2 separate regions of the Homo sapiens genome follow, and region 2 is linked to region 1. A link is an interaction called in ENCODE POLR2A ChIA-PET data of the cell type or tissue named here. Cell type or tissue: HepG2. All regions are shown on one strand. Each heading gives the region's core, and the rest is flanking DNA. Links, peaks and the distances in the headings are about the cores only.

Region 1 (4,385 bases), core at 306-4,305:
GCTTACTTGACCCCTGTGCAGAGATGGAGCTGCTTAGAAGCTGTCAGCACCAGGGGGTGCGAACTCCCTCCCTACTGCGGGCGCACAGATGCTTCCCAGCCTCGGTGGGTCAGTCCTGGGAAACCCACTGCGAGTTGGAAATTCCCAAGTCAGAATCGCATTTAGTACCCAGATAAACCCACTGTAAGTTGAAAAACTGTAAGTGGATAATGCGCCTCATACTCTGATAAACCCGTGGTAAGTTAAACACACAAATTAGACTGTCTGTGATTTCGAACTTCAGCTGCGGATTTGGGGCTTGGTGAGGAGCAAATACAGATGATTTTGAAGTTTGTATCTGAAATTTCAGAGAGGACATTGCTGGGCATATGTGTACATCTGTGGGAAAAAAACATACTCAAAACTATTTAACTTTATAACTATGGGAATTTTCAAATAGACCCAAAAAGAAAATAGCATAATGAACTCTAATGTGCCCATAACCTGCCTGGAATTATTTTTTGGAGCATAAAAACCCTCAAGCTTTTTTTTTTTTTTTTTTTTGAGTTGGAGTCTCGCTCTGTCACCCAGGTTGGAGTGCAGTGGCGCAATCTCGGCTCACTGCAAGCTCTGCCTCCCAGGTTCACGCCATTCTCTTGTAGCCTTCCAAGTAGCTGGGACTACAGGCGCCCGCCACGACGCCCGGCTAATTTTTTGTATTTTTAGTAGAGACGGGGTTTCACCATGTTGGCCAGGATGATCTTGATCTCCTGACCTCGTGATCCACCCCCCTCAGCCTCCCAAAGTGCTGGGATTACAGGCGTGAGCCACCACTCCCGGCCACAGTTTTTTTTTAAGCCCATAAATACTTCAGTGTGTGTCTCTAAAAGGAGGGTGATTCTGCCCCCTGGGGGACACTGGCAGTGTCTGGGGACATCTGTGCTTGTCACAGCTAAGGGTGCTTCTGGCATGGAGTGGGTTGGGGCAGGGACGCTGCTCAGCACCCTGCAGCGCCTAGGACAGCCCCACCTCAGAGAACAGTCTGGCCCCGACGTCCACAGGGCCGAGTGGGAGAGACTCTGCTCTGAACCGAATGGACTCTGTTAAAAATGTGTTTACCATAATCACAAAAGTAAAAAATAGGGATGATTTCTTAATGTCAGGTATGTATTGTGTATTCAGGATACTCTTTTTTTTTTATAACAATAAACTTAAGGCCGGGTGTGGTGGCTCGCATCGGTAATTCCAGCACTTTGGGAGGCCGAGGCAGGTGGATCATGAGGCCAGGAGCTTGAGACCAGCCTGGCCAACATGGTGAAACCCCGTTTCTACTAAAAATACAAAAATTAGCTGGGCGTGGTGGCGCGTACCTATAATCCCAGCTACTCGGGAGGCTGAGGCAGGAGAATCACCTGAACCCGGGAGGCAGAGGTTGCAGTGAGCTGAGATTATGCCATTGCGCTCCAGCCTGGGCGACAGGGCGAGACTCTGTACCAGAAAAAACCGCCACCAAAAAAAAAACTTAAAATTTTTGAGAAATGCTCTTGTGGGTTTGGGTCTTGCCTTTTCTTCTCTGCTTTTAGTGATCTGAGCTATTGTGTCTAGTCCGAAAGATAGTACTGATTTAATTAAGAAACATCATTACAAGCAGGGATTCATGGACTAGGTTTGCACCTTCTGAACCATGAGCTAGACCATGTCTGGAGGCTGGAACCTGGTGACCCAGGCTCCCTGCGGCCTTCTTAACCGCAGGCCACTTGGGGCCAGTTGGGCAGTGCCTGCTGCTATTGAGCCCCGTGCCCTCTCACAGGCCATCATCTGTGCGATCTCTGCGGTGGACGAGGTGGACTACAAGACGGCTGAGGAGAAGTACATCAAGGGGCCTTCGCTGAGCTACCGGTAGGCCGCTCCCGGCGCTATCTCCAGCCACTTGCGTCTCTGCCTTGCAGTTTCTATTTCCACACCCACAGGCAGTTTGACTCCAGGCTGCCGCAGCCCCTCTCCCTCATGAGGTGGCCCAGGTGCTGGGTGGTGAGCTGATCACATACGCTGAACTCACCCTGTGGGTCACTCCTGCCCCCCAGGAAGGCTGTGCCCGGGTCTCCCAGCTGGTCGCTGTGGGCAGCACGGGGCCACGGGCACGTGCCTGGGCCGTGTCTGTTCTTAATCTCTTTTTGCAGGGGCTGATGTTTGCTTTTTGCACTTTCCTCCCCTCTTTCCACAGCCCCATGGCTGTGTGAGAAATACAGCAAGATTAAGCAGCAGCACGGCCCGGTGCTTTCCAGCAGCCAGAAGAATGCTGTGATCAAGATGTTTCTCTCACATCCGTGTGCTTAGCTGCCCTTGGATGTTTGGCCCCCAGAGCGCCTAATCCTGTCTCTGGGCATGCGGCCAGGCCTTGCTGGGAGCCAGGCGGGGCCCACGGGGCAGTGACAGGCTGAAGACTCAACTAGAGTCAAGGACAGGGTCTCCGGCCAGGGTGGCTTGCGCAGCCACCGACGTCTCCCGGGCCCACAGTCACAGGAGACTCCTGGTGAAGACACTGAACTCCCTCACCAGCCCCATGTCCTCCCTGGGCAGGGCAGGAGGGGCCCCTGGAGAGGCCAGGGAGGAGGTGTGGGGCCTCGGTGGCATTGGCAGGCCACCCCCGCAGAGCTGCACAAAGGTGGAATTTGGCCTTGTTTAGGGAGTGTTGGCCCAGCTGGCTTACCAAAACAGGAAAGGCCTTTGGATACAGAAACTGGGTGTTTTCCTGCTGGATCTTCATGGTTCCCCCGTCATGCTTGCCGTAAGAATAAGTGAGGTCCGGGGAGGGGGTAAGGTCGGAGCCAGGACACCTGGACCCAGCCTGCTGGTTTGTCCTCTCCCTCCGTCTCAGAAGCCTCTTCACCGCTCCACGCCCATCTGTGGAAATCTTTCATCCTGATTTTTTTTTTTGAGTCTGGGTTGCCGACATCAAAACCCGTTAGGAGTTCATCACAGCTTCCAGTTGCCATGAAAGCCTCCCGTGACCTGTGAGAATGGTGCTGGTGCTGATGGAGAAGTTACTTGGGCTGAGCACACAGGCCGTGATTTCATCACGCCGGGGACATGCTCAAAATAACAAGCCAGTGAGCAGCATCGCACTTGATCTTTGGCCTCAGTGGAGCCTTGGGTCACACACTGGGCGTCCTGGGACCCAGTCTCCCCGCCGCACGGCGTTTCCCAGGCCCTCTTGTTCTTTTAGAGTTGCACCATGAGCCTCTCTGCACTCTTCCCAAGGCTGTCCTCCTCAGGTCTGCCTTTCTCTGGTGCTGCGGCCGGTGTGCTCTCCCCTATTTCCAGGTCTGCTGGGGCGCACATCAGAGCCAGCAGCCGTTGTTGATCTCTTTTGATCCAGGGCAGCCCTATTGCTGAGAGGGGTTGCTAGCTAAGCAATTGTTATAATTTTCCTTTACAGGGAGGTCACTTAGTAAGGACAATTTGGCATCTCATACTCTTTCGTAAAAAATTATTTTTAGTCAGTCACAGTGGCTCATGCCTGTAATCCCAGCACTTTGAGAGGCTAAGGTGGGAGGATCCTCTGAGCCCAGGAGTTTGAGGCTGTAGTGAGCCATCATTATGCCACTGCACCCTAGTCTGGGTGACAGAGCAACACCCTGTCTCTAAAAATAAATATTATTTTAAAACATTGTTAAGGCCTGGTGCGGTTGCTCACGCCCATAATCCCAGCACTTTGGGAGGCCGAGGCAGGTGGATCACGAGGTCAGGAGTTCGAGACCATCCTGGCCACCATGGTGAAACCCCATCTCTACTTTAAAAAAAAAAAAAAACCAAGCATGGTGGCACGCGCCTATAGTCAGTCCCAGCTACTCAGCAGGCTGAGGCAGGGGAATCGCTTGAACCCGGGAGGTGGAGGTTGCAGTGAGCTGAGATTGTGCTACTGCATTCCAGCCTGGTGACAGAGCGAGACTCCGTTTCAAAAAAAAAAAAAAATATTACACATCCTGTAAAAGTTACCATCCTAACCTTCTTAAGTGTATGGTTCGATGGCGGTGAGCACTTTCACAGTGCTATGCAGCCGGTACTGCTGCTCATCTCCGAACTTCATCTTTCCAAACTACAGCTCTGTCCCCATCAAACAACTGCCCTCTCATATATATATAATATATATTATATATATAAAATATATATAGCCATATATATTTATATATAATGTATATTATATAAAATTTATATATTATATAAAATATATAAATTTTATATATAATATATAAAATCATATAATTTATATATTTTATATATAAAATATATATTATATATAAAATATATTATATATAAAATGTATAATTTTATATATTATAATATATACAATTATATAACAATTTTATATATTATATAATATATAATTGTATATATTATATATA
Region 2 (4,385 bases), core at 282-4,281, 69 kb before region 1:
CACACCTGAACATGGTGGAATTCCTGGGCCTCAGGATCCAATCAAATGTTGTGAAATCTCCACTGGCAAGCTCTGCCTCTGTGTAACTCAGTTTCCCCACCTGCTCCAGGCCAGGGCAGGGGCTCTGTCATCTCCTAACCTCTTCCCCTTGCAAACGGCACATCTGTAAGTTCTCGGGTCCCAGGGGCCTTCATGCCAGGCACGCCCCGATTGAAGAAACTGAGGCACAGAGAGGCTGGGGGTGACGCGGCAGGTGACCCGGCCCAGGGGACTGAGGTCTTTACGGCTGGACGATGGTCGCCTGCATCCCACCCGCCGTGACGACGGCGTCTCCGGCACAATTAGCCGAGCGGGAACGCTCCCAGCTAATTAATTCAGCTGCGCTGGGCCCGGTGACGGGGGCCGCCTCCTAATGAGGCAGCCCAGGCACAAAGACCCCTGTGTGTGCCCCGCCCCGCCCCTGCCCAGCGCGGGGTGGACGCACGGAGGCACAGAGGGCCGGCCGGCCACCGTGCTGAGCACCGCGGGGGAGGCTCCACCATGCCCCACTCCACAGAGGACCCCGAGGCTCAGAGAGGGAGGCGACCCCCACAGCCCATTCATGCCGAGACCCCCACCCCAAACTGCAACGTGACCACTGGGACAGAGAGGACCAAGGACAGAATGAGATCAGGGATCATGAGAGGCATCCCAGTGCTGACTGTGATGCTGTTACAAAAACACAATAGTGTCCTTCCCTCCATTTTAAGTACAATTGCATGGATTTTAGTGCATTGAGACTTGTGCAGCCATCAGCTCTGATTCCAGAACATTCCATCACCCCAAAAGGAAGCCTTGTCCCCATCAGCCGTCACTCCTTATCCCCTCCCCTGGCACCAACGTATCCCCTCCTTCCCTGTCTCTGTGGATGGGCCTGTCCTGGACGTTTCATGGAAATGGGTCACACACTGTGTGGCCTTGCGTGTCTGGCATCTCTCACTGAGTGTGACGTCCTCAAGGTGCATCTGCGCTGTGGCCTGGGTCAGAGCCTCGCTCCTTTTCACAGCTGAGCACGTTCCGGTGCGTGGAAGGACCACGCTGTGTTTATCCAATCATCTATCCAGGGGCACTTGGGTACTTTCCACCTTTTAGCTATTATGACAATTGTTAAAAATACAATTTATTATTATTATTGTTTTTTGTAGAGATGGGGTCTTGCTATATTTCCTGGCTGGTCTCGAACTCCTGGGCTCAAGTGATCCTCCCGCCCTGGCCTCCCAGAGTGCTGGGGGTGCCAGGCATGGTAGCTCACCCCTGTAATCTCACCATTTTCAGAGATTGTCTCTAAAAAACAAAGAACAAAAACTCACAAGCCAAACTTCTTGTGATTACAGAAGTGAGCCACCACGCCCAGCCAAGATGCTTTTTTTAGATTTATTATTTAACTCTGTATTATTTATTAGAGACGGGGTCTCACTCTGTCGCCCAGGCTGGAGTGCAGTGGTGCGATCACGGCTCACTGAAACCTCTGGCTCCTGGGCTCAAGCGATTTGCCTCCCGCAGCCTCTGAGTAGCTGGCACTACGGGCATATTGTGACAATCTTATTATTTTTGAGACAAAGTTTCAATGCAAAAGGTGACTTTGCTTTTTCGTTTTTGTTTTTGTGTTTTTTTGAGACTGAGTCTCTCTGTCACCCAGGCTGGAGTGTAATGGCACGAACCCGGCTCACTGCAGCCTCCGCCTCCCACGTTCAAGCAATTCTCCTGCCTCAGATTCCCGAGAAGCTGGGATTACAGGTGTGTGCCAACTCGCCCAGCTAATTTTTGTATTTTTAGTAGAGATGGGGTTTCACCATATTGGCCAGGCTGGTCTCAAATTCCTGACCTGAAGTAATCCACCTGCCTTGGCCTCCGAAAGTGCTGAGAATACAGACGTGAGCCACTGCGCCCAGCCTAAAAGGTGACTTTGGGTAAATACACAAAGAATGGCTGAGCTCCTGCCTCTGGGCCTTTGCATGCACTGTCCCCCCAGCCCACCCCACTGCCCCGATGAACCTCTCTTGCAGATTGCAGCCAGGCTCCCCCACTCAGCCCCTTCCAACTCAGCTCAGATGTCACCTGAGCTCCTGGCCAGGAGGCTGTGGGTGCCCTTTGTGACTGTTTACTTACCTGACTCCTCCCCAGGCTGCAGCCGCTAAGGGCAGGGCTGGGTCTGTCCTGGTTATCGCCGGGACCAGTGCTGGGCCCAGAGCAGGGAATCTCCTGGGACCGTGTCATTGGCCACACGCAGACACGTGTACACACACACACGCGTAGCCCTGCGCTTGCACCTCCATGCCTGTGTACCCCTGTGTCGCCAGACACATGTGTTTTGGGCCCGAGCCTCTCAGGAACTGACCTCCACTCCCGCGCCAGACCCTGACCAGACCCTGGTGCCTGTCCCAGTGGCTGCATCAACGTGTCGAGTGGCCACTCACTCCAGGGGCTGTGCTGGGATGTCCCCGCCGGGTGTGGGCGCTCCTTGGGGAACCTGGTTACCCCCGACCCCAGCCCCAGTGAGACCCCAATGCCGGCTCCTGCCAGCCCTGGACGGCCATTGGTACGCTGGTCCCGCGCAGAGTCTTTTCCGCCCAGAGGATCCTGAGGGAAGTCATCTCCCTCCTGCCGGCCAGTTACTGCCGCCTCGGTGCCCGCCGCGGGCAGGGGGCAGCGGGAGGCTGCTAGGGGAAAGGAGGCCTGAGGCGCCCAAAACTCTTGAGTGCGGCTTGGGGTGGAACGTGCCGCCCCCCACAGCCCCGGTGGCCCAGGGCAGGGCTCTGCATCCCCCCAGACCTCACCACTGAGCCTCAGTGTGCCTGTCTACATCTGTGTTTGAGGAGAAAACCCCTTGGTCCCCACCCTCTGGTCCAAACAGCCATGATGGAGGGGGGCTCACTTTTTTTTTGCTTTTTAGAAATGGTGTCTCATTCTTCACCCTCAAAACTGAACGGAGGCTGGGCATGGTGGCTCCTGCCTGTAATCCCAGCAATTTTGGAGACTGAGGCAGGCTGATTGCTGGAGGCCAGGGGTTCAAGACCAGCCTGGGCAACAGGGTGAGACCCCCACCACCACCATCTCGGCAAAATAAAAATTAAAAAATTAGCCAGGCATGCTGGCACGCACCTCTGGTTCCAGCTACTCGGGAGGCCCAGGGGGAAAGATGCTTTGAGCCCAGGAGGTTGAGACTGCATTGAGCCATGATCACGCCACTGCACTCCAGCCTGGGTGACAGAGCCAGACCCTGTCTCAAAAAACAAACAAACAAAAATACTGAACAGCTCACACCAGTAATCCCAGCACTTTGGGAGGCCAAGGCAGGTAGCTCACTTGAGGTCAGGAGTTCGAGACCAGCTTGGCCAACATGGTGAAACCTTGTCTCTACTAAAAATACAAAAATTAGCCGGCCGTGATGGCAGGCGCCTGTAGTCCCAGCTACTCGGGAAGGCTGAAACACAAGAATCGCCTTGCAGGGATCCAACAGCCACATGGCAGTAATGAGAGGCTCCAGAAAAGAAAAGAAAACAAAACAAAACAAAAATAAGAAAAACAAACAAAATAAGGAGAAGAAAAAAAAAAGAAGCCCCCCCCCCCACCATCCCCAGAGGCCACAGCACTCTGTCCTCTGGTCCCCCAACCCAGCCCTGACACCTGCTTCTTCCCCAGGGCACCTCTCACTCACGGGTGTTCCCTCTTTGCCCTGGCTGGCACACCCTTCCCGAGTCTCCTCTGGGCTCTCCCCACCTTTTTTTTTTTTTTTTTTTTTTTGAGATGAAATTTCGCTCTTGCCGCCCAGGCTGGAGTGCAGTGGGGCGATCTCGGCTCACTGCAAGCTCCGCCTCCCGGGTTCACACCATTCTCCTGCCTCAGTCTCCTGCGTAGCTGGGACTACAGGCGCCCACCACCACGCCCGGCTAATTTTTTGTATTTTTAGTAGAGACGGGGTTTCACTGTGTTAGCCAGGATGGTCTCGATCTCCCGACCTCAGGTGATCCGCCTGCCTCGCCTCCCAAAGTACTGGGATTACAGGCATGAGCCACCGCGCCCGGCCTATTTATTTTATTTTATTTTTTTGAGACAGAGTCTCACTCTGTCGCCCAGGCTGGAGTGCAGTGGCACGATCTCAGCTAACTGCAAGCTCCGTCTCCCGGGTTCACGCCATTCTCCTGCCTCAGCCTCCCGAGTGGCTGGGACTACAGGCACCCGCCACCACGCCCGCTGTTTTTTTTTTGTATTTTTAGTAGAGACCGGGTTTCACTGTGTTAGCCAGGATGGTCTTGATCTCCTGACCTCGTGATCTGCCTGCCTCGGCCTCCCAAAGTGCTGGGATGACAGGCGTGAGCCACCGCGCCCGGCCACTGGGGCCACTT

Evidence for each region. ChIA-PET counts read pairs that join two places held together with the same protein. Peaks named below come from ENCODE experiments on the same cell type or tissue, not always from the same donor. Only the 100,000 strongest peaks of a DNase experiment are listed, where the experiment ranks them.
Region 2: POLR2A ChIA-PET joins it to region 1 with 13 read pairs; 8 of 35 experiments call an interaction of 5 or more read pairs at or near these places.

What each region holds. Positions count from the first base shown.
Region 1 is chr19:1,371,283-1,375,667 of GRCh38, forward strand. PWWP3A (PWWP domain containing 3A, DNA repair factor) reads left to right here. Exons shown (of 14, transcript NM_001369789.1): 13 at 1,790-1,878. Among named protein-coding and RNA genes, the nearest start is that of TRF-GAA1-6, 10 kb to the right of the region's middle. In HepG2, for the core only: a CTCF peak has its summit at 900 (motif pointing left); DNase peaks (open chromatin) are centred at 889, 2,339, 2,669 and 3,099; H3K4me3 peaks cover 1,080 bases.
Region 2 is chr19:1,302,287-1,306,671 of GRCh38, forward strand. No RefSeq gene overlaps it. Among named protein-coding and RNA genes, the nearest start is that of EFNA2, 19 kb to the left of the region's middle. In HepG2, for the core only: no CTCF peak of the experiment used is centred there; a DNase peak (open chromatin) is centred at 2,185; H3K4me3 peaks cover 382 bases.